2 separate regions of the Homo sapiens genome follow, and region 2 is linked to region 1. Evidence: read pairs that join two places in POLR2A ChIA-PET (ENCODE). Cell type or tissue: MCF 10A. All regions are shown on one strand. Each heading gives the region's core, and the rest is flanking DNA. Links, peaks and the distances in the headings are about the cores only.

The links. Peaks named below come from ENCODE experiments on the same cell type or tissue, not always from the same donor. Only the 100,000 strongest peaks of a DNase experiment are listed, where the experiment ranks them.
Region 2: POLR2A ChIA-PET joins it to region 1 with 10 read pairs; 17 of 35 experiments call an interaction of 5 or more read pairs at or near these places.

The regions. Positions count from the first base shown.
Region 1 is chr17:42,569,482-42,579,452 of GRCh38, reverse strand. It overlaps PSMC3IP (PSMC3 interacting protein), which reads left to right and starts at 1,724. Exons shown (of 8, transcript NM_016556.4): 1 at 1,724-1,800; 2 at 1,892-1,992; 3 at 2,151-2,240; 4 at 5,243-5,354; 5 at 5,830-5,975; 6 at 6,089-6,142; 7 at 6,287-6,346; 8 at 6,429-7,143. The coding sequence starts at 1,767. The coding sequence ends at 6,485. MLX (MAX dimerization protein MLX) reads right to left here. Exons shown (of 8, transcript NM_198204.2): 6 at 9,847-9,946; 7 at 9,270-9,471; 8 at 6,250-7,906. The coding sequence ends at 7,850. RefSeq lists an enhancer at 1,373-1,462 and a silencer at 1,763-1,812. In MCF 10A, for the core only: CTCF peaks have their summits at 873 and 1,637; DNase peaks (open chromatin) are centred at 852 and 1,672.
Region 2 is chr17:42,759,792-42,774,790 of GRCh38, reverse strand. It overlaps VPS25 (vacuolar protein sorting 25 homolog), which reads right to left and starts at 1,342. Exons shown (of 6, transcript NM_032353.4): 1 at 1,263-1,342; 2 at 913-1,058; 3 at 92-145. The coding sequence starts at 1,315. RAMP2 (receptor activity modifying protein 2) reads right to left here and starts at 13,564. Exons shown (of 4, transcript NM_005854.3): 1 at 13,433-13,564; 2 at 12,892-12,957; 3 at 12,328-12,436; 4 at 11,750-12,194. The coding sequence starts at 13,529. The coding sequence ends at 11,939. It overlaps RAMP2-AS1 (RAMP2 antisense RNA 1), which reads left to right and starts at 13,534. Exons shown (of 6, transcript NR_024462.1): 1 at 13,534-13,911; 2 at 14,080-14,156; 3 at 14,278-14,365; 4 at 14,911-14,999. RefSeq lists enhancers at 620-1,167, 1,251-1,450 and a silencer at 13,361-13,450. In MCF 10A, for the core only: no CTCF peak of the experiment used is centred there; a DNase peak (open chromatin) is centred at 1,380.

The DNA of each region.
Region 1 (9,971 bases), core at 245-2,744:
GTTCTGATTAATTTGAAGTGATAGCCTTAAAAGAGGAAGCCCAGGTATGAGGGACCCACCAGCCCACCCCTATTTTTACTTCGTGATGGCCAGAACATCACCATAGTATGAGGCTACTTTCCTTCTTGTGAGAGCCCCACCATCAGTATAACTGGCACTCTTGGCTAGTATTTAGCCTGTATTTCCTTCATTTCTAATTTCTTTTTTTTTCCTGAGACGGAGTCTTGGTCTGTCGCCCAGGCTGGAGTGCAGTGGTGCGATCTCTCACTGCAAGCTCCGCCTCCCGGGTTCACGCCATTCTCCTGCCTCAGCCTCCTGAGTAGCTTGGACTACAGGCGCCCACCAGCACGCCTGGCTAATTTTTTGTATTTTTAGTAGAGATGGGGTTTCACAGTGTTAGCCAGGATGGTCTCGATCTCCTGACCTCGTGATCCGCCCGCCCTGGCCTCCCAAAGTGCTGGGATTGCAGGCGTGAGCCACCGCGCTCGGCCCTTTCATTTCTAATTCTTAATATTGTCTCCTAAACGTGCAGAGACAAGCACACGTTTTAAAGGCTAAGGAGGTTGTAGGTAGCAGAAGGCTTTAAAAAGTAGCACCTTACTCCTTCACTGGATGGTCTGAGCTGCAGGGACAGCTGCTCTTTGGCCTTCAGCTCACCTCAGAAACTAGAAATATTTATTTCAGGCTCTGTCCCATTGGCCACTGTGGTCAGGGGTGGAAAGCACCTGCCAGGTGTTGCCCTGAGATTGTCTGGGCTAACAAACTTTTCCACAAGCTTTGTGGTTGAACAGTAGCCCCCTCCTAACCCTATCGTTCCTTGGCGTCCAAACTACAGTAGGTGTCGAGTGCCCCCTGGGTGCGAAGCTCGGTATTAGGCAAATAAGGGTGGTTGCTCTCCAAGGCGCTTAGCTGTCCCCCCTTCCCACTTTTTTTTTTTTTGTTCGAGACTGCGTCTCGCTCTGTCGCCAGGATGGGGTGCAGTGGCGCGCTCATAGTGGCTCACTGCAGCCTCGATGTCCGGGGCTCTGGTGACCCTCCCACCTCAGCCTCCAGAGTAGCTGGGACCACAGAAGCGCGCCACCACTCTTAATTTTTTGTACTTTATTTGCAGAGATGGGGTTTCATATTGCCCAGACTGGTTTCGAATTCCTGGGCTCAAACGATCCGCCCGCCTCAGCCTCCCAAAGTGATAGAATTGCAGGGGTGACATGCCACTGCGCCCGACCAAGGCGCTTAGCTTTCTATTAAGTTTTCACAACCACTTTCCTACCACTATCTACTGTTCCTATTTTACAAATGACAAAACTAACCGACAAAAGAGCACTGGACCGTGGGACCAGAGCACGTCCCTGTGGGGTAACCTTGAGCTGGTCGCTTGCCCAGGGCGGCAGCGGATGTCTGAAGCGTCTTCCAATCCCAACATTAGACTTAATTCAAGGTCACCAGTGCTCAGCTGCGGCTGGAACTGGGTCTCGAAACTTGAAGGCCTTCTCTGCTACAGCCTTCGTTCCCGGGAGCAGAAAGAGGAAGTTTCTTAGCCGTGGGCACGCCGGCGCCTTCGCAGAGGCCCATGGCTTGAGGTCCGGCCCGAATGCGCAAGTTCCGACCTGAAATGAACTATGGAGTCCGGGAGGGGTCGCTTTGCTCCTCCGGAAGGCTTCCCCTTCAGCCAATCACCGTTCGAGGCCCGCCCCCGTCGCCGGAAGGAGCCGTCGCCCCGAGCAACTACAACGTCCGGCTTTCTGAGTTGGGTGGCGGGAAAGGCGATGAGTAAAGGCCGGGCAGAAGCTGCGGCGGGAGGTAACGGCGCCGTGGGCGCGGGGAAGACCCGGGAGGGCAGTGGGTGAGGAGGTCGGTTGAGTGGCCCCCTCCCCTGCCTTTCTCTCCGTAGCCGCCGGGATCCTCCTGAGGTACCTGCAGGAGCAGAACCGGCCCTACAGCTCCCAGGATGTGTTCGGGAACCTACAGCGGGAACACGGACTGGGCAAGGCGGTGAGGACCTTCTCCCGGGATTCCCTCTCCGTCGGACTCCCTGGATTCAGGCTGGGGTCGTGCCCTTTGGAGCCTTGGGCGTTTTCCACATCACTGGCTGGATTTCCCCAGACCCAGGCTCAGACTCCTCTGATTGCTCCTTCTCTCTCCTCTGCCAGGTGGTGGTGAAGACGCTGGAGCAGCTGGCGCAACAAGGCAAGATCAAAGAGAAGATGTACGGCAAGCAGAAGATCTATTTTGCGGATCAGGTGAGGAGAACTTGCGCCGATTGTCACCCATGAGAGCCCGACAACGGGTGAATCTACTCCTGGTGTGAACTCTTTGGGGACAAGGCCCCCCATGGAAAACTCACCTGTCTTAGGCCACCATCCTTAAATCAAGGTGTGTACTCCTCTTGTTAGGATCCCAACTTCACGAGGTTTCCAGATTTACAATATGATGGATGACAGAAGATTCTGTATTGTTGCTACCAAGATCCATTTCCGCTCCAAAGCTCTTATTCCTTATCATCTACATTAGCAACACCCTCTGCCAAATGATGTTCCTCCTGCCTCCATCCGATTCTCTAAACACACATATCAAATTTATATTCTCCAGCCCAGACCTCCAGCTGGAATCTGTCAGGCATTAATATCAGAGTCAAAATTGCCACAGTAGAATGCCTCATCTTCCCCCCACCCCGGACTGGTTTCTTTCTAACATTCTCCTCCCCTAATGGAATTACTCTTCACCCAAACCAGAAATTGGGAGCAATTCTTGACTTCCTTTACTAGTCAACCATCAAGTCCAGCTGATTTTTCCGTTTTTATTTATTTTTTTAATTTTTATAGAGATGGGTCTTACTGTGCTGCCCAGGTTGGTCCCAACTCCTGGGCTCAAGTGATCCTCCTGTCTTGGCCTCCCAAAGTGCTGGGAGGACAGGCGTGAACCACAGAGCCTGGCTAATTTTTCCATTCTTGAATCCACTCTCCTTTCCATCTGCCATGGTTGCTCTAGTTCACGCCCTCTTTATTTGTTGCAGTATCCTCCTAACAGATCTTGGCTCTTCAAACATATCTTAAACTCTTAAACATTGCAGTCAGAATGATCTGTCTAAATAGATCTGGTCATGCACCTTCCCTATTTAAAACTCTTCAATGGCTCTCTAGTGCTGCAAAAAACATGTAAAAGGCACCGGAAGACGCCCCAGCCAGCCTCTGGCCTCACCAATCCTCATTATTTTTCTATCCACGAACACTAGATAATTCTGGTGTGTTTTACTGCTCTGTCCTTTGCATGTTGTCTTCCCTGTACCTGCTTCTCTTCCTGGCCAGCTCTTTCTTTCCTTGAGGATTTCACTTAGACATCACCTTTTCCAGAAATCTTCCTTGAATGCTCCGAGCTAATTGTTTCTTTTTCAGGCCCTTATCTCTTTTTGTTATTGTTGTTGTTGTTGTTGTTGAGACGGAGTCTCGCTCTGTCACCCAGGCTGGAGTGCAGTGGCACAATCTCGGCTCACTATAAGCTCCACCTCCTGGGTTCACGCCATTCCCCCGCCTCAGCCTCCCAGAGTAGCTGGGACTACAGGCACCCGCCACGAAGCCTAATTTTTTTTTTTTTTTTTTTTTGGTATTTTTAGTAGAGATGGGGTTTCATCGTGTTAGCCAGGATGGTCTTGATCTCCTGACCTCGTGATCCACCCGCCTCGGCCTCCCAAAGTGCTGGGATTACAGGCATGAGCCACTGTGCCCAGCCTGGCCCTTACCTCTTTTGAGGCATGCTGTATTACAATTTTTACTTGTCTCCTTTATTCAACTGAAGTTCCTCTAGGGCAGACCCCATTTCTCAATTCATTTTTATCTGATCAGCACCTCCGCAGTATCTAACATCCAGCAGATATTACTCGTTAAACTGAACCAAACCACTTTTAAGGCTGACTTTCCTAAAACAGGCTGCATTGTGTTACTCATCTAAAGATAATTCTCTAAAGGAGGGTTTGGCAAACTTTTTCTGCAAATGGCCAGACAGTATTTTTAGGATTTGTGGGCCATATGTATCTCTTGTCATGGCTGGCTGTACAACTGCCACAACTACTCACCTCTGCCACTGTAGAACAGAAGCAGCTGTAGACTATGTAAATGAACGGGTGGGGCTGTTTCAATAAAATTTTGTTTTCAAAAACATGCATCTGGCAGGATTTGGCTTGCTGGCCATAGTTTGCTGGCCTCTGCCCTATAGGTTCACCTTGCCCAAGTGTAGAGTCCAGACTGCACTGGCTGGCATACTTTTTCAACCTGCTCCCCATCACCAACTGATGTGACCTCCCCCACCCCCACACTGATCCCCAGTGCAGTTCTTTTCTAGCAATGGCCCCTCATGAGAGAAGCTCCTCAGACTTACTGGAATCCCTTATCTACATGGATCCCAAGACCCAGCATAGTGGCTCATGCATGTAATCCCAGCACTTTGGGAGGCTGAGGCGGATGGATCACTTGAGCCCAGGAGTTTGAGACCAGCCTGGGCAACGTGGTGAAACCCCTTCTCTACTAAAAATACAAAAATTAGCTGCGCTTGGTGGTGCGCGCCTGTAATCCCAGCTACTTAGGAGGCTGAGGCATGAGAATCGCTTGAAGCCAGGAGGCGGAGGTTGCAGTCAGCCAAGATTGCACCACTGCACTCTGGCCTGGGTGACAGAGAAAGAAAGAGAGGAAAAGAGGGAAGGGAGGGAGAAAGAGAGAGAAAGAGAGAGGGAAAGGGAGGGGGAAGGAGGGAGGGAGGGAGGAAAAAGGAAGGAAGGAAGGAGGGAGAGAGGAAGGTGGAAAGAAGGATGGGAAGAAAGGACAGGAAGGAAGAAGAAAAGAAGTCCATCCATCCCATCCATCATGCTTCTTCACCTGTCCAGTTTCTATCTATTATGGAAACCCATGATCTAGGTTTCCCCACCGTGGGAACAATGTTACTTAACTGCTTCAGCCCAGGTAGTGGTTTTATCACTAAATGGGAAGATTTCTGTCCTAATCAGTATCCTGTCAACCTAGTAGCTTAAGGACAAGCATTAGATTTCAGCTTTTCTTTCCTACCTTTTTAGTGGGGCCGCTCCTTAACTGAAAACAATTTCTCAAAAGTACTCTCCCACTATTTCTGCAGACCCTCTGGAGACTTTGGGGTGTGGCTGGTTCCTGAGCATATCCAAATGGTGCCTTCCCAGGTGTGTGTTCCCATCTTTGTGCCTCACAACAGTTCACTTGTATTTTCCCTCTTTGTCTGGCAGGACCAGTTTGACATGGTGAGTGATGCTGACCTTCAAGTCCTAGATGGCAAAATCGTGGCCCTCACTGCTAAGGTGCAGAGCTTGCAGCAGAGCTGCCGCTACATGGAGGCTGGTAGGACTGGGTAGCCCCTCCAAAGTGCCCATAGGCTTAGGTTCATTCTAGAGGTCAGGAATTACTAAATGAATGGTTCAATGACTGCAGCATCTTGTTGCAGCTAAGACCCCTTTGCTGGGCTCCCTTAGGCATAAAAAGAAATGTAGGATAACTAACGGCTTTTGTGTACCAACAAATGGACAAGATACGCATTTGTTCTCCCTGCCACGATTATCAGTACACTGTCCCCACGTTTCCCTTTATTCCTGCTTCTTTAACTGGCTACGCCTAAGTAAGTGTTCAACCTCACACCCACGCCACTTGTAGATGGAGGAGGAAAGAAAATTAGAAGAATAAATAATCCTGTATGGCTTAGTTTCCATGTGAGATGATAGATCCAGAGCAAGGTGGAACACCTCAGGGAGCACCCACTGGGAAAGACAGAACTCCTTCCTCAGGGGTAGCAAGTGACCCCAGGCGGATGTGGTTTCAGAGCTCAAGGAATTATCTAGTGCCCTGACCACACCAGAGATGCAGAAAGAAATCCAGGAGTTAAAGAAGGAATGCGCTGGCTACAGAGAGAGATTGAAGAACATTAAAGCAGCTACCAATCATGTGACTCCAGAAGAGAAAGAGCAGGTGAGCTGGAAGGCTGTAGGACCGCTGTGCAGGTCCAGAGTGAACATCAGGGCTGAGCCCCAGAGGGCTGCTGTGGTTCTGAGGAGTTAGAGGAACTTGCTTTTTCCTTCTAGGTGTACAGAGAGAGGCAGAAGTACTGTAAGGAGTGGAGGAAGAGGAAGAGGATGGTAAGTGTGTGGGAGCTCCGAGACAGGCCCTGGAGGTGCCTTTGAAAATGGCAGGCACCAGATCAGCCGCTACACAATATCATAAACTGACAGGCAGTGCCCAGTGCTGCCCATCTGAAAACGGGTGGTTTTATTTCTTGTCAGGCTACAGAGCTGTCTGATGCAATACTTGAAGGATACCCCAAGAGCAAGAAGCAGTTCTTTGTAAGTGGAGCTCTCTTCCTTCTTTGCTTCCCTGTGGTCTTATCCTGGTGACATCTCATTCACTTGTCTCCCTGTCTCACAGGAGGAAGTTGGGATAGAGACGGATGAAGATTACAACGTCACACTCCCAGACCCCTGAGGGGCCCACGGTCAGGACTGGTGGGGACTGCAGGATGTCAGAAGAGTGAGATGTCTTGCACTGGCTACCTTGTTTTTGGTTGGCTTTTGTTGTTGTTCCTGCTACTTTCACCTTTAAGCAGAGCAGTCAGGAGACAAGCATAAACCAGAGCACTGGGTAGAGAGGATGAGGGCTGGTGGCTGGGGGTAGACCCAGCCCATTTCATTGTCTAAATTGCAGTAGCTTGAGGTTAACATTTAGACTTGGAACAATGCTAAAGGAAAGCATTTGGCAATATTTATTATAATTTAATTTTATATAAAAATATTTAATTTCCTCTGGATAGTCAAACCTGCCAGATATCAAACCTGAGGAAGGCAGAAGTGAATTTGGAGAACTAGGGTAGAGAGAGGTTGCTATAAAACGAGCATTTGGAGGGCCCACGGCTTCACTCAGGACCTGCTGGGCTTGTGTACCCCAGGAGCCCTTTTAAGTATCTTTTGTACGCTTTTCACCCCACCCCCAAGTCCTGGGAGAAATGCAGGCAACACTGAGACATGGGAGAGGCCAAGATATGCTTGACAGAAAGGGTGATTTTGAGGCTCAGTTAATATTTCAAAATTGTAACCGTAGCAAAACTGCATTGGTATTTAGAAAAATAAAAAATTTCCAATATGTAGTGCTGTGTTATACCTGCCTCTGCCATGCAGCATCATAGCCTGTGGGAACCGGGAGGGCTTCCCTTACCACCCAGAGCAGAGGAGGAAGGTGATGGAATATGGGGTGAGGGGAGGAACCTGGTGGCCCCTCCCTGAGATGGCCAGAAAGCCCTTGGCCTCACCTGGGACTGACCAGGCAGCCCTAGTCTAGGCACAAGGTGCCCTTTCACCCTTCATGGCTGTGGGAATATTTCCTCTTACTCTTTTTCTCCCATACAGCTACTGCCAAAATGCCCAAACTTGGGCCAAATGTTGCCCAAACTTGGGCCAAAAATGTTGCCCAAGAGACCAAAACAGAGGAAAACAGTTTCCAAATCTATGTAGATCATGAGCAGAAATCTGAGGCTTGAATAAAGGGCTGAGAGGGCAGGAGCTCTTTGGGGTGTCCAGAGCAGACGCCCATCCCAAGGACTTCCATGGAGTGGGGGGAAGGCTGGGTAGGTTTGAGTTTTATCGTCAATATAATAAATTAATCAGAAGCTTTCACAAAACAAACACCGCGGCTCCGCTGAAGATAAAATGGGGCTGGGAAAAACCAAACACCAAGTAGAAACCAGCTGACCAGTGTGAGGTGTTGTAGTCCAGTCTCCCGGGCCCAGCAGTTCAGTGGCCACGTAGAGATTCAAGGGCCTCTTGTTGGCTGTTCTCCAGGTTTCCAAGAACCGGTCAGTAAAGCTGGTTTTTCAATTGGTGCAGGACGCCAATCACAATCTCCCGCAGGGTCTGGCGAGGGCAGCAGAGGAAGAAATAGACAATGCCCAAGTCAACGCAGAGTAGTTTCCAAGATGCCTGCCTAGATCAGCCATGTACTTTAGAAAAGTGCTTTAAAAATAGCCCCCCGGGGGCCAGGTGTGGTGGCTCACGCCTATAATCCCAGCACTTCGGGAGGCCAAGGCGGGTGGATCACCTGAATTTCAAGACCAGCCTGGCCAACATAGTGAAACCCCGTCTCTACTAAAAATACAAAAATTAGGTGTGGTGGCACATGCCTGTAATCCCAGCTACACAGGAGGCTGAGGTATGAGAATCGCCTGAACCCAGGAGGTGGAAGTTGCAGTGAGCTGACATCACACCACTGCACTCCAGCCTTGGTGACAGAGTGAGACTCCGTCTCAAAAAAAAAAAAAAAAAGCCCCCAGGAAGTACTGATGTCTGCAGTTTAATTTGAGGTGCTCCTGAAGCAAGATGGAGAGATGGAAATATAGTAAAATGTTTCGGTAAAATTTAGGGAGCGGGTATACGAGTGTTCACTGTGAACTCCTCTCAACATCGCAATATGTTTAATGTGTTTCACAATAAAAATGTTGGGAAACGAGGCCAGGCACAGTGGCTCATGCCTGTAATCCCAGCACTTTGGGAGGCCGAGGCGGGTGGATCACAAGGTCAGGAGATCGAGACCATCCTGGCTAACACGGTGAAACCCCGTCTTACTAAAAAATACAAAAAATTGGCCAGGTATGGTGGCACACGCCTGTAGTCCCAGCTACTCGGGAGGCTGAGGCAGGAGAATGGCGTGAACCCGGGAGGCGGAGGTTGCAGTGAGCCGAGATTGTGCCACTGCACTCCAGCCTGGGCGACAGAACGAGACTCCCGTCTCAAAAAAAAAAATGTTGAGAAACAAACAAGAAATCTCAGACACAAGTTTAAAACCTCAGAAAAAGCAACCAGACTTCAATTAGAAGACTTAGTGCAATACCATTAGCACATCTCCATTATAAATAAATTTTTAAAAAGCTCTTGGGGCAACTACTTTAGGGGGCCTAAAGGTAGGGTCCCAGAATTTGCGTTTCCAATTCTGCTGCAGATGCCTGGGGCTTCCATACAGGGGCAGCGATAACATGGGCTAGACAAAAGCCAAGAGCTGGACTTCACATTGAGCTCACGTCACACTTGCCGAATGAAACCGTAACATGAAGATGTGGGTTAGACAGCAAAGAAAAGGGAAAATACCAGGGCCCTCAAAGCTGTAGAAACGCCCTTAAGATCTAAAAGCAGCTGCCACGCTTTTCTCAACAGCTGATGGCTTGGGCCACTTTGCTTGATGGTAGAGAAAACCGCAGACCCTGTGCCTATTGTTGCCCCATACCTGAGGCTTACAGTGCTCCTCGATCCAGCTGAAGACACACGCTGACAGCTCCTGGAAGCTGGCCACTGAGATGGAGGCATTGAAGGACTGGAACAGGGAATCCATGATGCCTTGAAACACGTTGAACTTGACCTGGTCAGAGACCTGGTCCTCCCCTTCATGGGGGTTGTCCTGGTGTGCCTTCACAATCTGCTCATAGTTCCTAAAAGCATGCAGGCCAGGGCTGAGGTGCTGCAGCAGCTCCGCCCACCCAAGAAGAATGACGGGACTATCCTGTGTACTCCCAGGAATGGCAGCCCCAGAGAGCTTCTGGGTGGGGTTCAGTATCAGGGAGATACTGCTTCCAGGTCAGGAAAGGTGGCCCTCTCTCTCCAACCTTCCTTACATTAATCCAACAGGCATTTCCTGAGTGTCTGCCATGTGTAAGGACAGTTGGGGATACACAGTCCTACTGGCTAGCTCAGGAACTAAGAGTATTATCTGTACAGCAGTAACTGATGTGGCCTTTGAACAAGGGAGGGTGTGCAATGAAGTTGCCTCAGAAGTTCTGGTTCCCCCCATTCAGCACCCCTCTTACACTTTCATGATCTTTAGGGCGGTGACATCCTTGCGTAACGTGGACACCTCCTCCTCCTGCTTTTTCTTCTCCTTGTGCAAAAACTGAATGTAGTCAATGGCTAGGGTGGGGGCAAGAAAAAAAGG
Region 2 (14,999 bases), core at 1-2,500, 200 kb before region 1:
AAGTTATTAAAGGGAAAAAGACTTATCCTAATTTGCCCTCAGGAAAACCCAACTAGGAAGAAAAATAAGGAATCTGGGGAACTGAACCCACCTTTCTTCCTCAGTTCCTCTAATACAATCTGGATCGACTCCACAGGAAGCTTTCCTGGTTTAAGGTTAAGGGAACGGCATACACATGAGTTGGGTAGGATAAAAATTTTCAGAGCCAGTCCCATGTTGAGAAACACCTGCCCCTTCCTCTCCCACACACATATGTGTGCAATTTCCCAACATGATATGAATTGGCATTTCCTGGATATTCAAAGGAGGAAGGTAAAGAGAAACTCTTCCAATTAAAAGGAGCTTTATGTGATTGTGCCACTGCATTCCAGCCTGAGCAAGAGAGGAAGACCCTGTCTCCAAAAAAAAAAAAAAAAAAGAAAGAAAGAAGCTTTAGAAAATGAAAGGTACTGTCATTCCTCACCCTCTGTCTGTTGCCTTCCTTCAGCCTTTCTCCACAGATATTTTAGGGATGAATCAGGCAGCAAAAACAAATGACCCTTACTTCCTGGCAGGAGGGGGGCAGAGAAAATAATTAAAGGTAGTTACCCAAGTCTGGGCCTCACACAGAAAAGGATGGAAGATACAAATAGTCAAAAGGGTTTAGGTTAAAAAACTTGGAACTTGGCTTCAGGGCAGAAATTCTAAGACCTTAATGACATCCGAGCAGTCATCACTGCCAAGAACAAGAGGGTATGGTACTGCATTTGCCAGGGGAAAATGTCAGCTACACATTTTCACTCTTTAAGTCCAGTTTGGGTGGGAATCTGCCTACCATGGGTAAAAGGGGGCTGGCGCGGGGGGGCGTCTGGGCATGTGTGAAAGCGCAGAAGTGCATGTGTATGGGCTGTGGAAGAGCCTGAGGGAGGATACGCTGTAGCTTGACGTTGTTGAAGAGCGGGCTCTCCTGAGCTTCCATCACCGTCATGCTGGACTGTTTGTGCAGGCGGCAGAAGGACAGGACCAGCGAGCACCAGGCGGCCAGCTGCTTCTGCCGAGTGTCCACATTCGGTTGTAACCTGCCGGGTGAAGGGAGTGGGGCGCAGAATTAGAGGGCGGGAGGCAGCACTTGCCCGGGACGCATTTCAGGAAGAAAGTAAGGGACTGAGGGTGTTGGCCGACGGGTCTTTTCTCCCCCTCCCCATATGAAGCATCAGGGCTGAGCCCAGGGTCCGGGGGAGGGGAGGGAGGCACAGCGGTGCTTCTTGGGGTCTGAGCCTCACGTAAAGAAGGGTGGGAAGCGATACTGCCACGGCCACTCGAAACTCATCGCCATCGTAGTAGCCCAGGAAACCCGGAAGCTACCGGCTAAGGACTTCCGGCCTTCGCTTCCGCACGTCCGGGCAGAAGGCAATGCAGAAAGGTTCCGGAAGCCTTTCTGGAAAGAGAGAGACCGGCAGGAGGAGTCCTCGTCATGACCCAGTCCCTCGCTGTTATCCTAAAAAGCCCTATCTTTTGGAGCAGGAAGAGTCCTGGGAAGTCTTCTGGTTCAACCCCAGAGAAAGGTCATGTCTTCCCCAAAGCGGCGAATTTTTGTTGCTGAAGTAGAACGGCAAATAAAGCCCAGATCTCCAGATCCCAGCCTACCTTTGTTTCCTCTATACTAGGCTTCTTTTAATATTAACATTTCTGTGAATTGCCATTTAATTTGATCAACTCACAATTACCCAAGCTCAATTCCAATGTCCTTTGTTTTATTTTTAATTTTTTATTTATTTATCTGTTTATTTATTTTTGAGAAAGGTCTCCCTTTGTTGCCCAGGCTGGAATACAGTGGCACAATCACAGCTCACTGCAGCCTCTACCTCCTGAGATCTGGCGACCGTCCGGCTTCAGCCTCCTGAGTAGCTGGGACTACAGGTGCACACCACCGCACCCAGTTATTAAATACATTTTGTTGTTGTTTTGGTACAGATGGGCGTCTCACCAAACTCCTGGGCTCAAGTGATCCTCCTGCCTCGACCTCCCAAAGTGCTGGGACTACAGGAGTGAGTTAACGCTCCCAGCAACCCGGCTAATATTTTCTAGAGATGGGCACTCACTATGTTGGCCCAGGTTGGTCTCAAACTCCTGGGCTCAAGCGATCTCCAGACCTCAGCCTCCCAAAGGGATAACAGGTGACCAACCCGGCCCTCCAATTTCCTTTGACTTCACCATTCCTCAGGCTCCTGCAGCACCCATGGGAGCACACTTTGTAGCTTGAATCACTAGAGACAGCCCTACTTCCATGATTCAGAGCTGCAGGCTTTGACCACAACCACCCATCTCTCACCTCTGCCATGACCTCGCCTTTCTTGTCTCAAGACCTAGGACCCCTTTTGGTTTTATCAGACTCCTTACCCAGCCTAAACTACTCAATTCTGTCCCCTTACCTACCTACCTACCTACAGGTCAGTTCCCAAACCAATGATCGTTGCTCCATTTCCCCCACCTCTTTTTTTCACTCCTGGGCTCTGGAGTATTGCTGGAAGAAAAATAACCAGAACATGTTTGCCAAGCCCTAGATTCCCTGACTAGCCTCACTACCGGGCTCTAAGGGCAGCTCTGTGATCCTTTGTCTTTTATTGACTCCGTCACCCTCAAGATAACTATTCAAACTTTTCCACATTCATCAAGGCACTCCACCTGTCCCCATGTCTCTGCTCTCTGCAGAACGCCTTTCATTCCTGCTTTATGAGATTGAGGCCATGCATGTGAACCCTTTAAGTTTTCCCTCTGTCTGTCTCTATACTTGATTCATCGCTCAAAAATTTCTCTCCACTTTTACTCCTTCTTTTTTTTTTTTTTTTTTTTTTTTTGAGACGGAGTCTTGCACTGTTGCCGGGTTGGAGTGCAGTGGCTTGATCTCAGCTCACTGCAACCTCTGCCTCCCTGGTTCAAGCGATTCTCCTGCCTCAGCCTCCCTAGAAGCTGGGATTACAGGCATGAGCTACCACACCCAGCTAATTTTTGTATTTTTAGTAGAGACGGGGTTTCACCATGTTGGTCAGGCTGGTCTCAAACTCCTGACCTCAAGTGATCCGCCCACCTCGGCCTCCCAAAGTGCTGGGATTACCAACCGCATCCAGCCTACTCCTTCCTTTTGGACTCAGAAGAAGTGTTGCACCCTTTGGCATATGTTCTTGCCTCCCCTTTTCAACTTCCTCCAGGACTTCTCTATCATCTTCCCTCTCGCCCTTGCCCTTAGCTCCTCTCCCATATACTATAAATATGCACAGGTCTTCCTTAATTAAAAATATGTAAACCCTTGGCCAGGCTTGGTGGCTCATGCCTGTAATCTCAGCACTTTGGGAGGCCGAGGCAGGTGGATCACGTGAAGTCAGGAGTTGTTCAAGATCAGCCTGGCCAGCATGGTGAAACCCCGTCTCTACTAAAAAATACAAAAAAATAGCCGGGCGTGGTGGTGGGCACCTGTAATCCCAGCTACTTGGGAGGCAGAGGCAGGAGAATCGCTTGAACCCGGGAGGCGGAGGTTGCGGTGACGCGAGATCGCGCCATTGCACTCCAGCCTGGGCGACAAGAGCAAAACTCCATCTCAAAAAATAATCATAATAATTATATATATATATTTTTTAGACGGAGTTTCGCTCTTGTCACCAAGGCTGGAGTGCAATGGCGCGATCTCGGCTCACCGTAACCACTGCTTCCCAGGTTCAAGCAATTCTGCCTCAGCCTCCCAAGTAGCTGGGACTACAGGCATGCGTCACCACACCTGGCTAATTTTTGTATTTTTACTAGAGATGGAGTTTCACCATCTTGGCCAGGCTGGTATCGAATTCCTGACCTCGTGATCCACCCGCCTCGGCCTCCCAAAGTGCTGGGATTACAGGCGTGAGCCACTGCACCTGGCCCAATAATAATGATATTTACATCCCTTGGTATCATAGCAAGACTCCATCTATACAAAAAATTTTAAAAATTAGCCAGGCATGGTGACACATGCCTGTAGTCCCTACACTTTGGGAGGCTGAGACAGGAGGATTATTTGACCCCAGGAGTTTGAGGCTGCAGTGTGGTATGATCGCACCACTGCACTCCAGCCTGGATGACAGAGCAAGACCCTTTCTCTTAAAGAAAAAAAAAAAGTACAGGCTGGGCGTGGTGGCTCACACTTGTAATCCCAGCACTTTGGGAAGCTGAGGCGGGCGGATCACTTGAGATCAGGAGTTGGAGAGCAGCCTGGGCAACATGGTGAAACCCTGTCTTTACTAAAAATACAAAAATTAGCTGGATGTGTTGGTGCACATGCCTGTAATCCCAGCTATACAGGAGGCTGAGGCACAAGAATTGCTTAAACCCAAAAGGTAGAAGTTGCAGTGCCTAGATCACACCACTGCACTCCAGCCTGGGAGACAGAACGAGACTCTGTATCAAATAAATAAATAAATAAATAAGTACAAACCTTGACCTTGTCATCATCTGATCTCAATTTTCTGTCTGATTTCCAACCTTTCCCTCACCCAAATCCTTCACGCGCACAGTTCCTGTGACCTTAGTTTCTGGGTAAAAGAAAAAAAAAGAAAAGGCCAGCTGCAGTGGCTCACGCCTGTAATCTCAGCACTGTGGGAGGCCGAGGTGGGCGGATCACTTGAGGTCAGGAGTTCAAGACCAGCCTGGCCAACATGGTGAAACCTCGTCTCTACAAAAAATACAAAAAATTAGCCAGGCATGGTGGTGCACGCCTGTAATCCCAGCTACTCGGGAGGCTCAGGCTGGAGAATTGCTGGAACACAGGAGGCTGAGGTTGCAGGGAGCTTAATCGCGCCACTGCACTCCAGCCTGGGTGACAGAGCGAGACTCCGTCTCAAAAAAAAAGAAATTAAAAAAAAATAAGTAAAAACACTGTGCACTGTACTTAGTCCACAGAATGACCAACAAATATTTGTTAAATGGATGAATGAATGAACCATTCAGTTGATAATACCTTCTCAAAGCTCACTATTTCCGTTGACTTTATGGCACTCCTTTTTTTTGAGATTGAGTTTTGCTCTCATTGCCCAGGCTGGAGTGCAATGGCAAGATCTCAGCTCACTGCAACCTCCGCCTCCTGGGTTCAAGCAATTCTCCTGCCTCAACCTCCCGAGTAGCTGGGATTACAGGCATGTGCCATCACACCCAGCTAATTTTATATTTTTAGTAGAGACGGGGTTTCTCCATGTTGGTCAGGCTGGTCTCAAACTCCCAATCTCAGGTGATCCGCCTGCCTTGGCCACCCAAAGTGCTGGGATTACAGGCGTGAGCCACCGGCCCAGCCTTTTTTTTTTTTTTTTTTTTTTTTTTTTGAGGTGGAGTCTCGCTCTTTCGCCCAGGCTGGAGTGCAGTGGTGTGATCTTGGCTCACTGTAACCTCTGCCTCCCGGGTTCAAGCAATTCTCCCTGTCACAGCCTCTTGAGTAACTGAGATTACAGGCACCGCACCACGCCTGGCTAATTTTTGTATTTTTTAGTAGAGACAGGGTATCACCATGTTGGCCAGGCTGGTCTCGAACTCCTGACCTCAGGTGATCCGCCTGCCTCGGCCTCCCAAAGTGCTGGGATTACAGACGTGAGCCACCATGGCTGGCCTTTGACACTCCTTTATTCTTGTTCTGCTATTACATCTCTGATCTTCCCTCTGTCCCTCTTATTTGTTTATTTATTTTTGAGATGGAGACTTGCTCTGTCGCCCAGGCTGGAGTGCAGTGGCATGATCTTGGCTCACTGCAACCTCCACCTCCCGGATTCAAGCGATTCTCCTGCCTCAGCCTCTCCATTAGCTCTCCAGACTACAGGCGCCCGCCACCACGCCCGGCTAATTTTTTGAATTTTTAGTAGAGATGGGGTTTCACTGTGTTAGCCAGGATGGTCTCAATCTCCTGACCTCGTGATCCGCCTGCCTTGACCTCTTAAAGTGCTGAGATTACAGGCGTGACCCCACCACGCCCAGCCTATTTATTTGTTTTTTTGAGACAGGGTCTTACTCTGTTGCCCAGGCTGGAGAGTGCAGTGGTGTGATCTTGGTTCACTGTAGCCCGACCTCCCAGGCTCAAGCGATCTTCCCATCTCAGCCTTTTGAGTAGCTGGGACTACAGGCATGCACCACCACACCCGGCTAACTTTTAAAATTTTTGTAGAGATGGGTTTTTGCCATGTTACCCAGGCTGGTCTCGAACTCCTAAACTCAATCAATCCTCCTGCCTCAGCCTCCTAGTGCTGGGATTATAGGCATAAACCACTGCACCCAGCCCTTTTCTCATTCTTTAAGTGTGATGTTTCCTAAGAGTGTAACTCAGCCTTCTTCTTTTCTTTTCTTTTTCTTTTTTTTTTTTTTGAGACCAAGTCTCGCTCTGTTGCCCAGGCTGGAGTGCAGTGGCATGATCTTGGCTCACTGCAACCTCTGCCTCCCAGGTTCAAGCAATTCTCCTGCCTCAGCCTCTCTAGAAACTGGGATTATAGGCGCACACCAACATGCCTGGCTAATTTTTGTATTTGTGGTAGAGACAGGGTTTCATCATGTTGGCCAGGCTGGTCTTGAACTCCTGACCTCAGGTAATCTGCGCACGCCTTGGCTTCCCAAAGTGCTGAGATTACAGGCACGAGCCACTGCTCCCGGCCAGCCTTCCTCTTTTCAATGAACCATTCTGTCTTAGAGTTCTCATCTATCTAATGGCGTTACGGCGCACTTCCGTGCAGGAGACTCCCACACCTATATTTCCAGACCCAACCTCTTTCCACTCCCATCCCCCCATTTCTAACTCTCTGTGGAACATAACAGCTTGTTCCACTGTTACCTTATAATTGTACATTCTTTTCTTCAGGACAGTTCTTCCTCCTCAATGGCTCTTTTCTATTATTACTGCCATAATTGTCCTAGTAACTCAAGTCCAAAGCCTGAGTCACCCCTAACCTCTCCTCTCCCTCAGCCCTGGCCTCTCCCTCCTGTTTTATCCAAGTCCTGCTAATTTCCTCCCTAGGGGAGAGAGTAGAAAGGGAGGTGAATTAGGAAATTATTGCAATAATCTAGGCTTGAGAAAATGAGGACATGGAGCAAAGGAGTGTTGAATGGGGAAGTGGACAATATGCCCTAAAGATATTTTGAGTTTTCACCTGAAATAAAGGTTTGCTTTATTTCCATGAATGCATCTGTTTTCCCTAAAGATATATCTACTCCCTTCATGGCATGTATTTGCCTTCATGCATTTCATGAATATACATCAAGGGTCTGTTGGTATTTTTTTTATTTTTTTTAGAGACAGGGTTGCCAGTGGTGGAGTGCAGTGGCCCAATCATACCTCACCATAACCTTGAATCCCTGATCCTCCCCACTCAGCCTCCCAAGTAGCTGGAACTACAGACATGTGCCACTACATCCAGCTGAGTTCTTATTTGTTTGTTTGTTTGTTTGTTTGTTTTTGAGACAGAGTCTCACTCTGTTGCCCAGGCTGGAGTGCAGTGGCACGATCTTGGCTCATTGCAACCTCCGCCTCCCAGGTTCAAGTGATTCTCCTGCCTCAGCCTCCTGAGTAGCTGTGACTACAGGTGCATGCCACCATACCCAGCTTTTTTTTTTTTTTTTAGACGGGGTCTCACTCTGTCGCCAGGTTGGAGTGCAGTGGCGCAACTGCAACCTCTGCCTCCTGGGTTCAAGCGATTCTCCTGCCTCAGTCTCCTGAGTAGCTGGGACTACAGGCGCGTGCCACCACACCCGGCTAATTTTTTGTATTTTTAGTACAGATGGGGTTTCACTGTGTTAGCCAGGATGGTCTCAATCCCCTTACCTCGTGGATCCACCCACCTTGGCCTCCCAAAGTAGTGCTGGGATTACAGGCGTGAGCCACTGTGCCAGCTTTTTTTTTTTTTTTTTTTTTTTTTGAGACAGAGTTTCGCTCTGTTGCCCAGGCTGGAGTGTAATGTTGCGTTCTCAGCTCACTGCAGCCTCTGCCTCCCAGGTTCAAGCGATTCTCCTGCCTTAGCCTCCGGAGTAGCTGAGATTACAGGCATGCACCACAACGCCCAGCTAGTTTTTGTATTTTTAGTAGAGATAGGGTTTCACTATGTTGGCCAGGCTGTTCTCGAACCCCTGAGCTTAGGTGATCTGCCCATCTCAGCCTCCCGAAGTACTGGGACTACAGGCGTGAGCCACCGCATCTGGCCTAATTTTGTATTTTCAGTAGAGATGGAGTTTCGGGCTGGGCGCAGTGGCACACGCCTGTAATCCCAGCATTTTGAGAGGCCGAGGCAGGTGGATCACCTAAGCTCAGGAGTTCGAGACCAGCCTGGTCAACTCAACATGGTGAAATCTCCCGTCTCTACTCCAAATATAACAGTTAGCTGGGCATGGTGGCACATGCCTGTAGTGCTAGCTACTTGGGAGGCTGAGTCACAGGAATCGCTTGAACCAGGGAGGCAGAGGTTGCAGTGAGCCAAAATTGCACCACTGTACTTTGGCCTGAGCGACAGAGCAATGCTGTGTCTCAAAAAAAAAAAAAAAAAAAGAGATGGTGTTTCGCCATGTTGGTCTCAAATTCCTGACCTCAAGTGATCCACCCACCTCAACCTTCCAAAGTGCTGGGATTACAGGCATGAGCCACCTCGCCCTGCCTGTGTTTTTTTTTTTTTTTTGTAGAGACATGGTCTCACTATGCTACCCTGACTAGTCTTGAACTCCTGGCCTCAGGTGATCCTCCCACCTCAGTCTCCCAAAGCGCTGGGATTACAGGTATGAGCCACCACATCTGGCCTCTTCCTCCCGTTTTTAATCCTATCCTCTACTTTATAATTATTTTCCATTACCCCATTCAACACTCCTTTGCCCCATGTCCTCATTTTCTCAGGTCTGGATTATTGCAATAATTTCCTAATTCACCTCCCTTTCTACTCTCTCCCCTAGAAGAACGTACTCCAGCTATGGCCTAGTCATCTACCAACTCTGCAGTCACCCTCCTGTGATCACACCCCTTGTGATCTTCTCAGCCAGATGTGATCCCTTTTTCCCTCACACTCAGATAACATTTGGTTTGTATCCCTAGCATGATTCTCATTACACTTTTGTTTTGGTTTGTTAATTTGTACACGTCAACTTTCTCACTAGATGAAAGCCACTGAGGGCAGAAAACCAGACTCTATCTAACCTATCTTTCCAACATAATACACCACACAGTGTCTTTTTTGTTTTGTTTTGTTTTGTTTTTGAGATGGAGTCTCACTCTGTCACCCAGGCTGGAGTGCAGTGGCGTGATCTTGGCTCACCACAACGTCTGCCACCCAGGTTCAAGCAATTCTCCTGCCTCAGCCTCCCGAGTAGCTGGGATTACAGGCGCCTGTCACTGCAACTGGCTAAGTTTTGTATTTTTAGTAGAGATGGGGTTTCACTGTCTTGGTCAGGCTGGTCTTGAACTCCTGATCTTGTGATCTACCCGCCTCAGCCTCTCAAAGTGCTGGGATTACACTCCCAAAGTGCTGGGAGTGCGTGAGCCACTGTGCCCGGCACACACAGTGTTTTATACCAGCAGGTCCTTGATGTATATTAATAAAATGCATGAAGGCAAATACATGCTACAAAGGGAGTAGATATACCTTTAGGGAAGACAGATGCATTCATGGAAATTAAGGAAACCTGTATTTCAGGTGAAAACTCAAAATATATATACTTTTTTTTGAGACAGAATCTCGCTCTGTCACCCAGGCTGGAGTGCAATGGAGCGATCTTTGGCCCACTGCAACCTCTGCCTCCCAGGTTCAAGCAATTCTCCTATCTCAGCCTCCTAAGTAGTGGGACTACAAACACACACCCCAACGCCTGGCTAATTTTTGTATTTTTAATAGAGACGGGTTTCACCATATTGGTTAGGCTGGTCTCGAATTCCTGACTTCAGGTGATCCACCAGCCTTGGCATCCCAAAGTGCTGGGATTACAGGTGTCAGCCACCGCGCCCGGTCAGAAAACTCAAAATATTTTTAGGGAACATATGTGTGCCTAGAAAAACAGATGCACCCTGAGAGATGTGTGTCTCAGAGAATGAATAGGCATGTTCCAGGAATCATACAAGCATATATGGAAAAGGCAGGATACCCCAAGAAATGGACATGCATGTACTCAAGAAGGCAGATATTTCAACAAGAAGGAAAGTCCCTAAAGAGGCTCGGGGTGCCACAAGGAGTAAACAGATGTATCCATGGAGAATAAAGTTGTTTTGGAGATATTTTTGGAGACCTGGCAGTTGTGTCTGATGGAGAGTTGAAGGTGTAGGTTACCTGGTAAGAAATGGGCCTCACTATCCAGGGAACATATAGGTGTGTTCATATACAGCAATGGTGACTTGTAGAGAGGGGCTGGGTATGATCCTAGAAAGTAGGAAGGTATCTGAAGAGAGTGTTGTTTGTCTCAGGAAGCTGATAGCGGGGTCCAGCTAAGAACTAGTGGTTGTGCAGGCACAGCAGGCTCATGCTTGTAATCCCAGCACTTTGGGAGACTGACTGGGGAGGAGCACTTGAGGCCAGGAGTTCAAGACTAGCCTGGGCAACACGGTGAGACCCCATCTGTATAAAAAAACTTAAAAAAAAAATTAGGCCGGGTGTGGTGGCTCGTGCCTGTAATCCCAGCACTTTGGGAGGCCGAGGTGGGTGGATCATGAGGTCAGGAGATCGAGATCATCCTGGATAACACAGTGAAACCCTGTCTCTACCAAAAATACAAAAAATTAGCCGGGCGTGGTGGCGAGCACCTGTAGTCCCAACTACTCTGGAGGCTGAGGCAGGAGAATGGCATGAACCAGGAGGCAGAGTTTGCAGTTAGCCGAGAGCATGCCACTGCCCTCCAGCCTGGGTGACGGAGCAAGACTCCATCTCAAAAAAAAAAAAAAAAAAAAAAAATTAGCTGGGCATGGTGGCTCACGCCTGTGGTCCCAGCTACTTGGAAGTCTGAGATGGGAGGATCCTTGAGCCCAGGAGGTCGAGGCTGCAGTGAGCCATGTTTGTGCCACTGAACTCCAGCCTGGGTGACAGAATGAGACCTTGTTTCAACAAACAAACAAACAAACAAACAAACAAGGAACTAGTGATTGCTGTAGAGATGGCAGTTTTCTGACCCCAGGGTCCAGTGCTCCTCAGCCTTGAGCTTCTTCCAGATCAGATACGTCTTCTGGTTGCTGGCTTTAGTGGACACCAGGGGGCAGTGTGTTGCTAGGCTGCAGGCCACACCCAGTCCAGGACAATGTAGGATGAGGGCAAGGGACATGGAGAGGGGTGGTGAACCTAGTAAAGGAAGCCCCCACTGCTTTCTCCCTCAATTGTGAGGGCCTTAGGAATGGATTCCTGTTGCTCAGTCAGGGTTCCTCTTCCCAGGCCCTGTGAGTAAACTGAAGCATGAAGAAGAGGAATAGTCAGGGCTCCTGGGCAGCCTCCTGCTCCTCTTGCAGGAGTCACAAGCAGAGATTCCTCCCTTGCCCCTTCCCCCACACCTCCCCAGTTGCAGGCCCCCAGCTGCTGTCCAGACCGGAAGGGAGTCTCTTCCTGCTTGTTTCCTGGAGCCGAGTTTGGATATAGGCAGGAAAGGCCCGCCTGGGAGGAAAGAATATAGGGGTGTGACCTTCATGGAGGCAGGGAGCAGGGGGGCAGGTGAAATGAACAGAACAATGGGCCATCCAGATTTTTCCAGTTCTACTACCCAGGGCTGAGGGCCTGTGGCAGTGGCAGGGAAGGACACAGGTTCCACTGAAATGGGGAGAAGGACATTGTACAAAAAAAAAGTTTTATTTTGAAGATTACAGAACTTGTGCCATGACCCCACCTGGCTTCCATTCCCAGCAATCCAGGGATCTGTGGTGGGGATGAGAGTGAGAAAAGGGAGTAGGAGGGGAGGAGGGAGGCCTGGTGGGGGTGGGGAAGTGGAGTAACATGGTTGTTGAGAAGCTCGTGGCCCCCTAGGCCTGGGCCTCACTGTCTTTACTCCTCCATACTACAAGAGTGATGAGGAAGGGGATGAGGCAGATGGGGGCTATGATCATGGCCAGGAGTACATCCTCTGGGGGGTCAGAGAAGGTGGGCTGCACCAGGGAGCAGTTGGCAAAGTGGATCTGGTGAGTCTCAAAGATGATCCTCTCTGCCAAGGGATTGGGGAAGCCCAGGTCAAACAACTCTGCAAAGTGCTCCAGGCAATCTCGCAGGGTGCTATAAGGCCTAGGGGCAGAAGAGGACTTGAGTGAGAGAGGGGGTGGACCCAGGGAGAAGAGTGCCCCACTCTCACTCAGGGTCTACCTGCAATGAGCAGGTCCACCCCCTGGCCTGAGCCACCCTCCATCACTGCCCCTACCTGCTAATCATGGCCCAGTCGCACCAATCCTTTTCGATAGGATCCATTTGATCCTTATAATGATTCCAGCAAAATTGGACAGCTGTCTCATAGTTCTTCACCGTCCCCCCTGTAGGTACAGATGCTACACAATGACCACACCCCTACCCCTCCCTACAAACCCTCCTGCCCAGGTGCTTGCAAGGTGAACTGCCTGTCTTCAAACGTGGGAACCCTTCAGAAAGTTTCCCTAGCAAAACATTCTGGCTGAGGACAGAGTCCCAGCTCAGGAATCCTATAATGACTTCCATGTGCTAAGCACTTTCCATCCCAGCCTGATAAGAACTTCCACGTACACCTTTTCCTGGGGTCTTCTCGCCCACTTGTGAGGTGGGCAGCTCAGAGCCGTGCAGGGGCTTTGTAGGAGGACAGGGAGAAAGACCACGAGGAACCCCAAGAAAGAACAGAGGGGAGTGTAGTGGGGCATCAGCTGGGGTTGGGCAGGCCTCGTGGGAAAGGAACCCTCCCCACTGAACTTGCTCTCGTCCTTACCCTCGGCCACCCTTCCACACCCTGGGTACCCACCTTCTGACCCTGGTGTGCCTGTGGTGGGAAGAGGCTGAGCCAGGGCCTCGTGGGGATTCAGGACAGCTGTGGGAAGAAACGGGAGAGGAGGGTAACATAGCGGGGACCCCGGCAGTGGAGCCTGCGAGGGGGGTTGGGGGACTGAGACCCTCCGAAAATAGGCTACCTTGGAAGAAAAGGAGGAATAATCTAGCCCCCACGGACGCCTCAGTGCCGGGGAGGGAGGGGCTGGCACCAGCTCCTTGTCACTCACACCCAGGCCCAAAGCCCCCTCATCTCTGGCCAGCTTCCGTCCTCCTAAGCCCTCTTCGAGGGGCCGGGGCCAGCACCCCAGCTTTCCCTGGGTGGGAAGCAGCTCATGCTGCGCCCGCCCCGAGGTGGGGTCAGGGACCGTCCGAGGGCCAGTGCTGCTAGGTACGTCGGTCCTAACCCGCACCCCAGGGCCCGTTCCGGCCTCGGCCATCCAGCCCCTCTCCCCTCTCCCCTCTCCCCTCCGGGGCCTCTCGCGCCTCCCGCCCGGGCCTCGGGGCGCCGCGCTCACCGCCCAGCAGGAGGAGGAGGCGGAGCGCTGCCGGCCGCCCGACTCGGGTCCTAGGGAGACGCGGGCCGCCGGCGCGCTCCACCCGGAGCGAGGCCATCGTGCAGCAAGGAGGCGAGGAGCGGCGGCGGCGCTGAGCCGGGCCCGGGTGTGGGGGCGCCTATATCCCCAGCCCAAGCTGCAGGAAGCCGCGCCGCTTCCTCGGAGGGGCTGGGACGGCGGCGGCCACGTGGGGGGCGGGGGCGACGCTCGGGGCCCGCGGCTGGAGGGGGAGTCGCTGCCTCACCCGCGCCTGGCGCCCGCGGCTCCCTCCGCCTCGCCGGCGTTGGCCCACCCTCTCGTAGCTCACCCCGCGAGGCTGGACAGCTCCCGGAACCCCGGAACCGGGATCTATTTCGGGGGCTCGGCTGCGTGGCGCCCAGGACTCTCCAGGGTCTCCCAGGATCGCTCCCCGAATTCGAGTCGCCCCCTCTCTCTTTCGGGTCTGGAGGGGTCGGCAAGCTGCTCTCCCAGACGTGGAGAAGAGGGAGGGGGCTGGGAGCTCCAGCGGCCTCTCGACGCCGCTGCTTCTAAGGGGCTGTCCTGGGTTGTGGGGGAAGGGGCGCCTGGAGCTGAGCCATGCAGCTCAGGGTTCCTTATCCTATCCCTAGGAATACCAGCTGATGTCAGTCCGCCAGCCAAAACCAGGGAGGAGAAGCGGGAGCCAGCCCTCTGGAGTCGGGAGAAGGTCTGGGGAGTGGGGTAGAGGGGAAAGCAAAGTCCAAATACCTTCCCTTCAGACACCTCCTGGGGCCTAGACCCCACAAACCTGTTGTGGGGAGGGCAAAATACGATGACTACGTTCCCAGGAAGAAGGTGCCACAGCTCTTCAGGACCACGGTTGGGAGAAAGAATGGAGGGGTTTTAGAACCTTCAGTGTGCGACTTCATGTGCCAGGTGAGTGTAACACCATTTTACAGACCGAGAAGCTAAAGCTCAGGGCCAACAGCCCGGGATTTGAATTCAGAAGCTCTGGGTTCTAATTCTGTCTTCTTACTCCCCAGCTATAGAGCCTTGAATGACACGTTTACCTTCAGGACTTCTCATGTGAAATAGGGACATTCCCCTCCTCACTGTATGATGGCAGCTGTGAAAGGGCACTGCACTCGCTAAATGCTAGTTTCCTTTCCTCTTTTCCTAAGTGACTTATCTAAGGTCACACTGTTAAGGAAGCAGCAAGGCTGAGTCTGGGCCTCCGGGGGTCCTGACTTCAGCCACACCACAGCTGCTTCTTGTGTCCTGGGCCAGAGGTTCATTAGTCTGAAGCAGCTGAGGAGCCCAGGAGCTGGTTTGGCCATGACGTTCAAGTCCCAGACACAGCTGTCAGCACCAAACTTTCCTAAATTACTCCCAGACACTGACCCTTGGACTCAGCTGCTGCTGTTGTCCCAGTTTACTGATTCCTGCCCACCACAAATTATCTGTCCTGATCTCTCCTGAAGTCTTCATCTCAGGATCTCAAGCTCTTGGATCATGGGCACGGATAACCTGTTGTCCTCCTCTATGGTCAAGAGGCTGCTTTTGCAAAGAA